2 separate regions of the Homo sapiens genome follow, and region 2 is linked to region 1. Evidence: chromatin contacts called from ENCODE Hi-C or POLR2A ChIA-PET data. All regions are on one chromosome and are shown on one strand. The core of a region is the stretch at or near the end of the contact, and the rest is flanking DNA. Distances in the headings are between cores, read along the strand shown. Region 1 overlaps WLS (Wnt ligand secretion mediator). Region 2 overlaps WLS (Wnt ligand secretion mediator).

What was found. Hi-C counts contacts between places; a loop is a spot of excess contacts on that map. ChIA-PET counts read pairs that join two places held with the same protein, here RNA polymerase II (POLR2A). Pooled maps may share reads with other maps.
Region 2: a loop to region 1 is called in a map of sigmoid colon, with 2.1 times the contacts of the local background. The contact joins two enhancer-like sites. A Hi-C loop is called at or near these places in 12 of 168 maps with a recorded cell type or tissue (IMR-90, aorta, endometrial microvascular endothelial cells and 8 more) and 6 of 50 pooled maps. POLR2A ChIA-PET finds 5 or more read pairs at or near these places in 8 of 52 experiments (AG04450, BJ, HCT116 and 5 more).

What each region holds. Positions count from the first base shown.
Region 1 is chr1:68,171,792-68,177,582 of GRCh38, forward strand. All of the region lies in intron 2 of WLS (Wnt ligand secretion mediator), which reads right to left. All of the region lies in intron 9 of GNG12-AS1 (GNG12, DIRAS3 and WLS antisense RNA 1), which reads left to right. Among named protein-coding and RNA genes, the nearest start is that of MIR1262, 8.9 kb to the right of the region's middle. Within about 2 kb of position 2,445, at least 25 of the 41 ENCODE cell types and tissues checked have a DNase peak (open chromatin) inside an H3K27ac peak, as active enhancers do; they include heart right ventricle and sigmoid colon, where a contact is called at or near this core.
Region 2 is chr1:68,210,673-68,216,463 of GRCh38, forward strand. All of the region lies in intron 1 of WLS (Wnt ligand secretion mediator), which reads right to left. Among named protein-coding and RNA genes, the nearest start is that of WLS, 19 kb to the right of the region's middle. Within about 2 kb of position 3,424, at least 13 of the 41 ENCODE cell types and tissues checked have a DNase peak (open chromatin) inside an H3K27ac peak, as active enhancers do; they include heart right ventricle and sigmoid colon, where a contact is called at or near this core.

The sequences.
Region 1 (5,791 bases), core at 1,195-3,694:
AACTAGTAATCCCATTACTGGGTATATACCCAAAGGATTATAAATCATTCTACTATAAAGACACATGCACACGTATGTTTATTGTGGCACTATTCACAATAGCAAAGACTTGGAACCAACTCAAATGCCCAGCAATGATAGACTGGATAAAGAAAATGTGCCACATATACACCATGGAATACTATGCAGCCATAACAAAGGATGAGTTCATGTCCTTTGTAGGGACATGGATGAAGCTGGAAACCATCATTCTCAGCAAACTAACACAGGAACAGAAAACCAAACACCACATGTTCTCACTCATAAGTGGGAGTTGAACAATGAGAACACATGGACACAGGGAGGGGAACATCACACCTGGGCCTGTTGAGGGGTGGGGGGATGGGGGAGGGATAGTATTAGGAGAAATACCTAATGTAGATGACGGGTTGATGGGTACAGCAAACCACCATGGCACATGTATACCTATGTAACAAACCTGCACATTCTGCACATGTATCCCAGAACTTAAAGTATAATTAAAAAAAAAAAATACTCAGAGAAGTTCCAAATGCTGTATATAAATAAATACAAATCTTATATAGAAATAGGATTTGGAACTATATACATGTATATAAACATAAAAATGTATGTTTATATATGTCTATAAAGAGTGAAACAATTAAACTTCTTCTATAAAAAAAAGAGTAGGGATAAAAAGGCATATAAGGCAAAGTCATTGCCCTCAAATTGTTTACAGTAAAGTGGTGAAGGCAGGTATATAAATAAGTATAATTCCATGTAGTTTGTACTGCATTAGAAGTATATATGAAGTATACAGTCAGCACAAAAAGATCAAGAGTTCTGAGTAGAAGGTCAAGAATTGTAGCACAGAAGACACAATCTTCTGGCTCACCCTACTGAGAAGAGGTGATATTTACCAATGAATTGCAGAATAGGAGTTCACTAGGCAGCGAGATAGGAAAAGGCATTACAGGCAGAGGAAGCCCCATGTATAAAAAGTCACATAAGCACAAAATAGCAGGGAAAGCAACTAATTCAATATGGCAGGGAATGTGAGAGGGACTGGAGGGAACAGGGAAGGCTAGAGAACAGGAAGGGTCTAATGACAAAGGGAAGAAGCTTGCCCTGAGTGCTGCAGCATTTTGCTTAGAGGATGTTAAAGCAAAGGAGGAGATTCTGGCAGCTGTGCGGAAGACGGACTGGGATGGGGGGCCAGGTAGACAAAGAGACATCCTAAGGAAACTGAGGCCCACTGCTAACACAGTTCTCAGTGTGCTTAAGACGATTTAACCTTGTGGAAAATACTGCCAGGAGGATATTTTCTAAGGAATTTGTTTACCAAAGAATCTGAACCCAATGATGAACCAATCTTTCGCTAACAAAGCTAGAGAACTCAGAACCATCTAAGTTAGCAAGTGTTAAAACACTGGAAAGCAAATGTGGCAACAGCACTTTCCTATTTGACCATAATCAACATCAATGTGGAAAGAAAACAAACCTGAAAGCAAGTGAGGAAAACACACAGTGGGTTTCTTTGCTTTCTCTCCAGGACACTGTCAGTACACAGAGCATTTAGAATAGCTGATTTGATCGTTGTGAAAATCTACCTGCGTGCCCCTCTCTCTCTCTCTCTCTCTCTGAATGCAATTAGAGAAGACAGCTTCATTCACACTGTGTCTAAAAATAGATGATGGCAGAGTTCACAGACTGACAGCTGCATTGTCATACAGTAACCAGGAAAGGAAAGGGATGGCTAATTTAACTTAACAACTTCCAAAACAAACAGTGCAGAGGGAGTCCAGGATAAAGAAAAAACACACAGGTCAGTTCTTCAAAGAGCTGGCAGAGGGATGGGGTCGCTCCATGGCAGTTTATTAGTCCTCCCAAAATCCTGACGAAACCAGCTAAGTATTTTGCCCAGATCTACCCAGAGTCCTTCAGACAAGAGCTCTGGCAGATGAACCGCTACAGAGATTCAGGCAATATTAGGCAGCAGGGCCAGGACTTTCCCTGCTGACTTCTTCATACATCCCCTGGACACAAGTAAGCTAAGAAGAGTCATGACGTTTTTCTAGGCAAGATAAATAAATGAGTTTTTTCCCCCTTTGCCATATCTAAATTATACTCTGCCTAGCCTGGGGCATTTAAAAAAAAGTTATCCAGGAAATAAACATGCATCATTAAGGGGCAGAAACCAGGTGTCTAAAAGAAGCAAACCATTTCTTTCCCTCCCTTCAGTCCTAAAATGTTTTCTGTTTTCCTCCTCAGTCTGCCTTGCCCAGGGAAGGGATTACGGTTGGGCTTCAAAAGAAACAAGGGAATAATGCCTGTGGACGGGTAGCAGATTCTCTCTGCAGCTCTCCCGCAGCTCCATGTTGGCTCTCAGCGCTGCTGCCAGCCAGCTAAATGTCAGATCACGGCACCCCAACATTCCCTCACTGCATACCTCCATCGCCCTGGTGACTAAGCTGTTTCAACAGCTGTGTTATTGCTGGAGTCAGGCCAGTGTTATTCACACGAAGTATTTGTTTCATACGGCTTATGTGGGGAATTATTGCACTCAGCTTTGGGGTTCTATTTAAAGATAAGGTCCTTCCCTTGATCAATCAGCCAGGACATTCCTCGAGTTGGGCTCCAGGAGACAGTGGGACAATATTCTACTGCCACCCGGGGTTCCAGATAATGGACAGATTCATAATACTATAAAGAAGGTGGATGAAGCATATGTGTGTGTGAGAGAATGGGAAGCATAATGGAAAACCATGACCCTTGGTGGAGCTGCGGAAGAACTCTGCTGCTCCTCCCTCAATAAAAGCCACCCACAACACAAGAGTGTTAAGCTGGACTCCCTTTCTGCTCTTCTTCTCCAGCCATCACCCTCAGCCTTTCCCTTAAAATCATTGCTCTTTCCTTTCGGGTCACGCTAGCACTGTTGCGTTGGTCTCTACATGCATCACTCCACACACCTGCCCCGAATGCCATCTCCTCCCTCAGCCCTTGGCTTCTCCTATCTCATCAAATGGTTTATGACCATTGATGTTCCTATCATGTAGGAAGCAAGTTGGGCCTGTTGGCCTGGTGACCTCCTCCACTACTCCACATCCTCTTCTGAGTGTGAGTAAGATAAGGGCTGTGTTACTAACTGCTGAGTTAATCAACCCAAACTCCCTTATATGGAGGGACAACTGGGAAAAGGAAAAGGCATTACATCCATGAGCTTTATGTCCTGTAGGTGGGACTAATTTCTATTTCTAGCTCATTCTAGGCTGAATCTCCATCAAAGAGGCCTACTGGCCTGTTCTCCCTCCAAAGTTGTTCTCACCAAGAGCAATCGGGCACCATTTTCTGATGCTGAAAAGATCTCAGAAATATGTTTTCTTATAAATGAAGTATTTTTAAAAGAAATAAAACAATGATTCCTAAGAGCTCACATTTTTTACTGCCTACTATGTGTAGACATTTTCACCCATGCAGATGCCAGCCAGATGGAAACCATCACAGGCAATTTCAAAGTGAGGAAACTGAGGCCCATGGCCATGCTACCAATGTGAGAGGGAGGCAAAATGAGAACCCAGGTTTGCCTGACTCAGCAGCTCAAGTACTTTCCCCTTATGTCTCTCAGTCATGGGGTAGGAAAGTTAGGACACCCGCTTCTTGCTCTAAAAAGGCCACTATTTAGCCAAACAATTTGAGTAAGTCACTTTACATAATGTATTATTTCATGAAATACTACAGTTGGATCATAGGCTTACTAAGATCCTTTCTAGTTCTAATATTTCATGAATGTAGAAATCTAAAACACCTCCAGCTGTTGACTGCCTTCTATACTTAAGGCACTGAGGCCAAAACAAAGAGCTATAAAACCATGCCTGTCCTCAGGGCACTTATAATGGAGTTTGAGTGACAAAGGATAACAAGTTGAGTTTGACTAATGGAAGAGTTAAACAATTAACAAATACAAAAATACCAGAGAACCAGACTACAGGGCAGTGCTTGAGAAATAACACCGCATACCAGCATGACTATACAAGGAGAAAAGTAGATTTCAACAATGGTAACACCCCTAACCCGGAAAATACATTTGTGCTGCCAGCAGAAAGAAAAGAAGAGACAGAAAACGCTTGCAGGAAAAGCCAGCTACTAGAAGGGATCCCGTCTGTTTCACAGGAAAGCTTTGTTTCTGACAAGTTTCGTAAAGGAAAAAGTAGGCTAGAACAAGCTTTTTTATTTCCAACCCACCTTTTCTTCGTTCCCATGAATGAGGAGGGGATACAAATGAGAGCAGGCAGCCAGGGACAAAAATAATATGGCTGGTGGTTCCTGACCTCTTGGATTCCTGCCAACAGAGAAGCCTGAGAGGCAACATTTAATTGTGGAAAAACCAGCCTGGCTCTCCTCTTATCTTTTTCCTCTGTGACTTAAACCCACAATTACTGGCAACCCCTAGATTCCGAGTCACCCAGCTGGTGGTGGCAGCAATGGCTGTGTCTGTAGCTGAAAAGCAAAAGGGAGTCAGATTTTACCTGCCTCCGAAGCCAGCCCTGGGAGCACAGCCCTAACCCAGCTTGATGACTTCTCCCATTAAAAGGTTCACAGATGCCCTCCCGTTGGGAAAACCACCAAGTGAGAAGTCCAGATGGGAAAAAAAGAAACACGATTTTCAGCTGCTGTATAATTCAAAGGACAAGCTACGAGTCTCAAATCCTGAATTCCACATTTTATTTCAGCACTAGAGATGTGATGTTCAATTCCTTTTCTTAAGAAACAAACTCCAAATTTCTTAGCTGGTCATCAAGGCAACTCACCTACCAGGCCCTCTGTCTTTCAGCAGCTCATCTTTTTTCTCTAATATGGACACTTTTCTACAGCCCAACAAATGGGCTTACCGTCCTTTGCACATATGTTATTTCAGAGCATTTCATGATAGAAAAATATGGTCTTAGTCCTCACTTTCTCACCTAGAAATCACTTTGAAGAAGTCACTTAACTTCCATAATTTCATACTTGTTTAAATTTAAAACTTTTTCTCCAGTAACAGCCTCACAGAGGACAGTAGAGATTTAACCTTGAACATCTAGCATTGAGCCTGCAGAGGAGATGCATAATCAACGTTTCCTTCTCTATACCTAATGCCTTTGCTGAGTTACCTTCATCCAAAAGAATGTTCCCATTGCTAACTCTTGTCCTGATCTTTTCTTACCACTCTTCCACTCCAAGAGGTTGTCTCCCATACACCTCTGCTCCCATCTTAATATTCTTCCATTTCAAAATATTTTAATTTACATGCTGCTATGTTTATAGTCAAATATAATTAAATCATGCCTGTGGGCACATTCTCCTAAGGATGCTAAGAATTTTCCACATCTTCTATTTTAGGACTTTATCCAATTGCTTCAGTGCTGATCAGCATGCATTTTGGTACTCATGGGGCATACCCTCATCGGGATTCATAAACCTCTGAATTCCATGGGTGAGCTTCAGGGCTTCCATTGAAATATGAATACTAAATGTGCAAATGGGGTCTATGCATATTTGTCTCCCAAGGTTAAAGTCCTTGACCTGAAGTTAATAACCACTGTCCGGAAGTAATGAAAGGCCTGTGGCTAACATCCATGGACGGGGTCCTTTTTCTGAACACTCAGCCCTGCCACCTATGTTTCTGGGCTTCTATGCTCTCTCTGGAACACAATTCCTCCTTTCTATTCAAGTCCGAGAATAATAACTACTCACTCTTATTTATTTATTTAGAGACAGAATCTCAACCAGGCAGGAGGGCAGTGGCGCAACC
Region 2 (5,791 bases), core at 2,174-4,673, 40 kb after region 1:
ATTAGTAAATTGGGGTTCCCTGTTGAAAACAGACAAATGGAAGGTCCACTGGGCGGAAAGCCCCAGCCGCTCATCACTACAAGAGGAGAGGTAAACTACAATCTCACCTGGGAAGAAAATGTTGTTTAGGTGACACAAACCAAGGGGAGGAGAAACCTTGTGGAGGATTTTTCCCCTCTGTTCTGAATAGATGATCAAGGGGTAAGGCAGTAAGGGCAAAACCAAAAACAAAACAAACAGAAAAAAACCCACCAAGAATCAAGCAGCTTTCTGCTGTCTTCCAACCCTCAGACACTCTGATGCCTCTTTCTTGGAATGTACCGCCACCTCCCACTGCTTTGGCCTAAAGACTGCATTTAATTTTAAAAAGAAAATAGGCAACCATCCAGCTAGGGGACAGTTAGAGTAACAGTTGATTAGTCCTTTTCTAAACACTGTCTTTTGTTTCATTGCTCTTTATTTGCTGTACACCAACAATTCATTAAAAACATCTCACCACTAGATTTAGTGAATGGAGAGGACAGGTCTAAACCCAAACATTCCTCTTGGAAAACCGACTACATTGTAAATTTGCAGACCTGTCCAGGAAAGTAAAACTGTTACAAAGTCAACCTCTACTGAGGCACACAGCCTCCTTTGTAAAAGAAAAAAAAAAAAAAGAGGTGCTAAAAAAATGACAGGTTTTTCTTAAAAAACAACAGGTTTTTCTTAAAAAACAACAAAATCTTATTCATCTTTCCATATTCAGCATGAAGAACACCTAAGAGAATTTTCCCTATCGCCTCATCTCCAGGGCACTCAAAGCATTTACAATCTCATTATTTTATACAACACCCATTAAGTGGGCACCAAAGATTATTACCCTTCTTTGATTTCTAAGAAAGCAACTACAGAAAGTTTAAACAAGTTGCCCAAGGTCGTTCAGTAAATTGAGATGCTTGGATTTTCCATTCAGTGATTGTTCTAGGGACATAGTGCAAAGTGACTGAATCCTCTAAACTCACCAAAACCCCTAAGTCTTACAGATCTCTTCCCCATTTCTCACCACTCATGAGATTTTCATCATCTAATCACAAATCTGCCACCATGTGGATCTTGGACATGGGTATCCTACCAGGCCAGTGCCATGTCTGCAAGAAGCCTGGTGCTACACCTGACAGCTTTCAAATCACCATCAAATGATTCCTTTATCTAGTGAAGTTGATTCTGCCTGGCTGCATCTGGGAAATTTTTAACCCCTCGATTAGCCATTGCACAGTTGGCTTAACTTGGATGAGACAGAGGACAAAATAGTGGTGGTTTAAAAAAATACCTCCCCCATTCTGATTACAAAGGAGGCATGATTAACGAAGTACCCTTTGTATCCGAGCTCCATTCTAAGAGAAAGAGAAAGAGCTTTCCTTCCCCCTTTTTTGATCGCTGAGTCTTTTCCTACTTGTCTCATCACCCACACAATCTGTTCACAGCCCAAACAGACAATCCAGCCAGTCTGTGGAGAGTTCCTAAAACATTTATGTTGTGAAAGCAGACAGGATGAACAGGACCTCATCTCGACAAAGGATGATGGGACATTCAGCAAAAGAGTTCACGAAGGGAAATACAGATGGAGTCCCAGAGCTGAATGAATTTGCCCACAATGTCTAACACAATGCCAGCCCTTATGGGTACTTGTAAACCTTCTGGTCAATTCACAGCCACCTCCAGGTTTTATCCCCCAAATTCCATTACTTTTAGAACAAAGGGTTTTAAAAGAAAATACAATTAACAAGTTAAGGAGGTCCAAATCAGTGCTTTAAGGATCCTTCAATTTCTCTAGACCTTTAAACATAAAAATAGCAAGTTAGATGAAGATTTTAGTTCCAACACTACCAGATCGGGAGTTGACATAATGCACATAAAATACTTAATACATTGCCTGGTACATACTAAGTACTCAAATAATATTACCTAATATTTTCATCTTACACTGCTCTATTTTATTAATGATGTTTTTATATATGTCATTGCCTGTCTACTCAGCTAAATAGTTCCACCTTATCTGTTTTTGGTATAATCCAAAAGATAAATGCCTTCATATAATTATCTTATTTAAGCTTTCAGATCTATAGTAGGTTACAGATGAGACAGTAAAAGCAAGACTAGGTCTCATAGCTGGCAAGTGGTAGATTCCCATACTGAGATCTCAACTCACTAATTTAACATCCAGTGCTTTATTTCAATAACACCACAGATGAACAGATTATCATCTCTCGTGCCTCTTTGTATTCTTCAGAATTTAGCTAAGCGCTAAGATATACCTTAATGATCATCTAAAATAAATTTCTAATGATAGGTAACCTAACATGTCTGAAGATTTATTTTAGTGCCTTTAATAAGGAAGAAAAGAAATGGGTGGAAAAGCCCAACCATACTTGGCTTTGAGGAAAGACATGCCTCTGTTTTTATTTGCCAAGGGAAAGCATTACCAGGTCCATTTAGAAAGACAAGAGGAAGTAAAGCCGGGCGTGGTGGCTCATGTCTGTAATCCCAGCACTTTGGGAGGCCGAGGCAGGTGGATCACCTGAGGTCAGAAGTTCAAGACCAGCCTGGTCAACATGGTGAAACCCCGTCTCTACTAAATATACAAAAATTAGCCAGGCATGGTGGTAGGCGCCTGTAATCCCAGCTACTCAGGAGGCTGAGGCAGGAGAATCACTTGAACCCGGGACGCAGAGGTTGCAGTGAGCTGAGATTGCGCCATTGCTCTCCAGACTGGGCAACAAGAGCGAAACTTCATTCCAAAAAAAAAAAAAAAAAAAAGGAAAGACGAGGAAGCATGAGGGATTCAATGATATACCAAAGAGATAAATGGGGCTAGAGCCAGAACTCTTGATACTCTGCTCATGGCTTTCTGTATTAAGTTCATTATTAATTTGGCACCTTGAGTGAGATGAATCTTGCCTTGGATTATGCACATCAAGTTGTATTTCAGATGGCTGTCCCATACTTTAAAGGCCCATACCAAACCCCCATGTATCAAAAAAAAAAATTATCTGATCTAAAAAATGCCTAGATCCCTTAGCCCTTAACAACAAACTGTCTTATTTTATGGATCTTGTCTTCCCAAATTTAAGTTGCTGGAGGGCAAAATCCATGTGTTTACTCCTTCTGTAGCCCATGGCTAACCTAGTTCAGAACTTGTAGCAACGTGTGCTGCTCATTGCTTCCTCGGCCTCACAGCCTTCTAGATGTCCCAAAGAAACCTCGAGTCATCATAACATCTACTGAATTTCCCAACCATCCCCAGCACTACTGCTCGGCTTGGGCAGTCATTAAAGCTTCTCTTCTGCCTTCAGGATCTTCATTTCAGCTGCTGGGACATCCTGTTGCCATCCATTTCACACAGACATCCAGCCCAGCAGGAACCCGTGTTGCAATGAGCTTTGCTTCAAAGCCAGCAGCCTGGCCAAGTTCCAGGAATTGTCACTAATGATCTTCACCAGCAACTTGGTGCTCAACAGTGATCTCTGAACACACACACACACACACACACACACACCCCATTTCCAATACTGCTCTAGTTAGAGGAGCTGCCTAACAGAGGTTGGTTCCATAACTTATTTTATTCTTTAATTGTTACAGAGGACTTATTTCATCAAAATAAGCTAACTGTCCAAATACACTCTGCAATGCAGCAGTGGCCTCCACCAACTTACTCCTTTTTTTTTTTTGAGATGGAGTCTCGCACTGTCACCCAGGCTGGAGTGCAGTGTTGTGATCTTGGCTCACTGCAACCTCTGCCTCCCAGTTTCAAGTGATTCTCCTGCCTCAGCCTCCCAAGTAGCTGGGACTACAGGCAGGTGAAACCACATTCGGCTAATTTTTGTATTTTTTAATAGAGATGGGGTTTCACCATGTTAGCCAGGCTAGTCTCAAACTCCTGACCTCAGGCCTCCCAAAGTGCTGGGACCACAGGTGTGAGCCACCACATCTGGTTCCACCAACTTATTTTTAAACTGAAGAAGGCATAACAAGTGTATCAGTTTCTTTTGGTTGTAAGAGACAGGAAAGCCTGCTCAAAGATACTTAAGCAAAAACTAAATTAGTAAGATGATACTGAAAAATATCTAGAGATAAAGCAGTCTTCTAGTGGTTGTTTTGAGAAATCAGATTATGTCAACAGATCTCACTTCTCTACAGTCATTGAATTCCACCCTGTATTTTATTAGCTTCATTCTCAGGCTTCATTGGAAAGACTCCAACAATTCCAGGCTTATATTCTGTGAGTTGAAATTCAGTAAGAAAAAGAGAGGACATCTCTTCCTGGTAGCCTCCACACAAGTCTCAGAATTCACTCTAATTAGACTAACTTGAGGCATAAATCCACCGTGGCTAGTGCTTGGCTTGGTCACATGTCCATCACTGGAATCAGAAGTGAAGATTCTCTTAAGGCACATGGACTGAGAGTGGGGAAAAAAATGCTCCACAAAGGAGATTCAGGCAGATCCTGCTGCCAAAACAAATAGGCGAAACACTAGGCAGCCAAAAAACACCAATCATCCTCTCCAATAAATCTTCCTTCTTTTCCTAATCTCCAAGAAGTTGTATTACTGGGATGATCCAACTTTGAAAATAGTATATTAAAAGAAAGGAACAACCACGCAAGTCATATAAAAATATATGTAGCCAGTAGGCACATGAAAAGAGGTTTACCATTACTATCAATCAACGAAATGTAAATTAAAAGAATAAGATATTATCAGCACATTGGGAAACATTTTTTAAACAAAAGTAATCACCAGTACTGGCTAACATGCAAAGAGATAGACATTCCCAGATTTGGCTAATGGGTGATATGATGATTATCACTGACCATCAAAATCCTTAAAAATGTGCATTTCATTTTACCTAAGATAAATTCACAAAAGTGAATTTACTAAGGAAATAATAAAGGATGTACATAAGAATTTAAATACAAAGAAGATTTCTCCAGTATTGTTTATAATAGCCTTAAACTGGAATTATTCTAAATGTCCAACAATAGATTGAGCAATTTAATTTTATCCATACTATGGGTTATCATACTGACACTAAAAATAACCTTTCAATGCATGTTTATTAGCATGGCTTAAATAAGTAGAAAGGCACTATACAAAAGAATTAATAAAGTGGGCAACAATAGCATCATTCACTAACTAAACCCAGTAAATTAGTTTCACCCTCATCTCCTAGGCACTCCCTGGTTCCTTCTTTAAGATTTACCCTGGGGTTCTAAAGACCCAGATTCCACCCGGGGAAAGAGAAAAACTCTGGACACCCTCAGCAGGCTAAAATGTGTTGAATAAATATGTAAAGAGAGAATCAACAACTGTTCATGGGAATGGCTTGCTACACAGAGGAGGGTGAAGAAGATGGACCACAACTGTCATTTACTTGTCCTGGAAGAGAGCTCAAAAAGAAATGTTTGGCCAATACACAGTGATTTCTATCACAAGTAGTTCATATTTTTTAAAACTACTCTTTTTTCTTGTTCTTCAACTTGTCATAATGTAGCAATTAATATTCAAATCCCGAGTTATTCCTTCCACAAACATAGCTACTGCCTTGCCAAATAAACCATACCACAAACAGTTACTCCCCATCTCAGTTTTCATAAGTTTAAAATGTAAATATCCCTGATGGACTGGCCTATCTTAGAGTGTTGTTGGGAAGATCAAATAAGATGATTTCTACTAAAGTACCTTCAAGAAGGATAAAAGCACTATACAAATGTGAGGTATCAGGTGTATCAGTGCATTACGCAGATTTCACA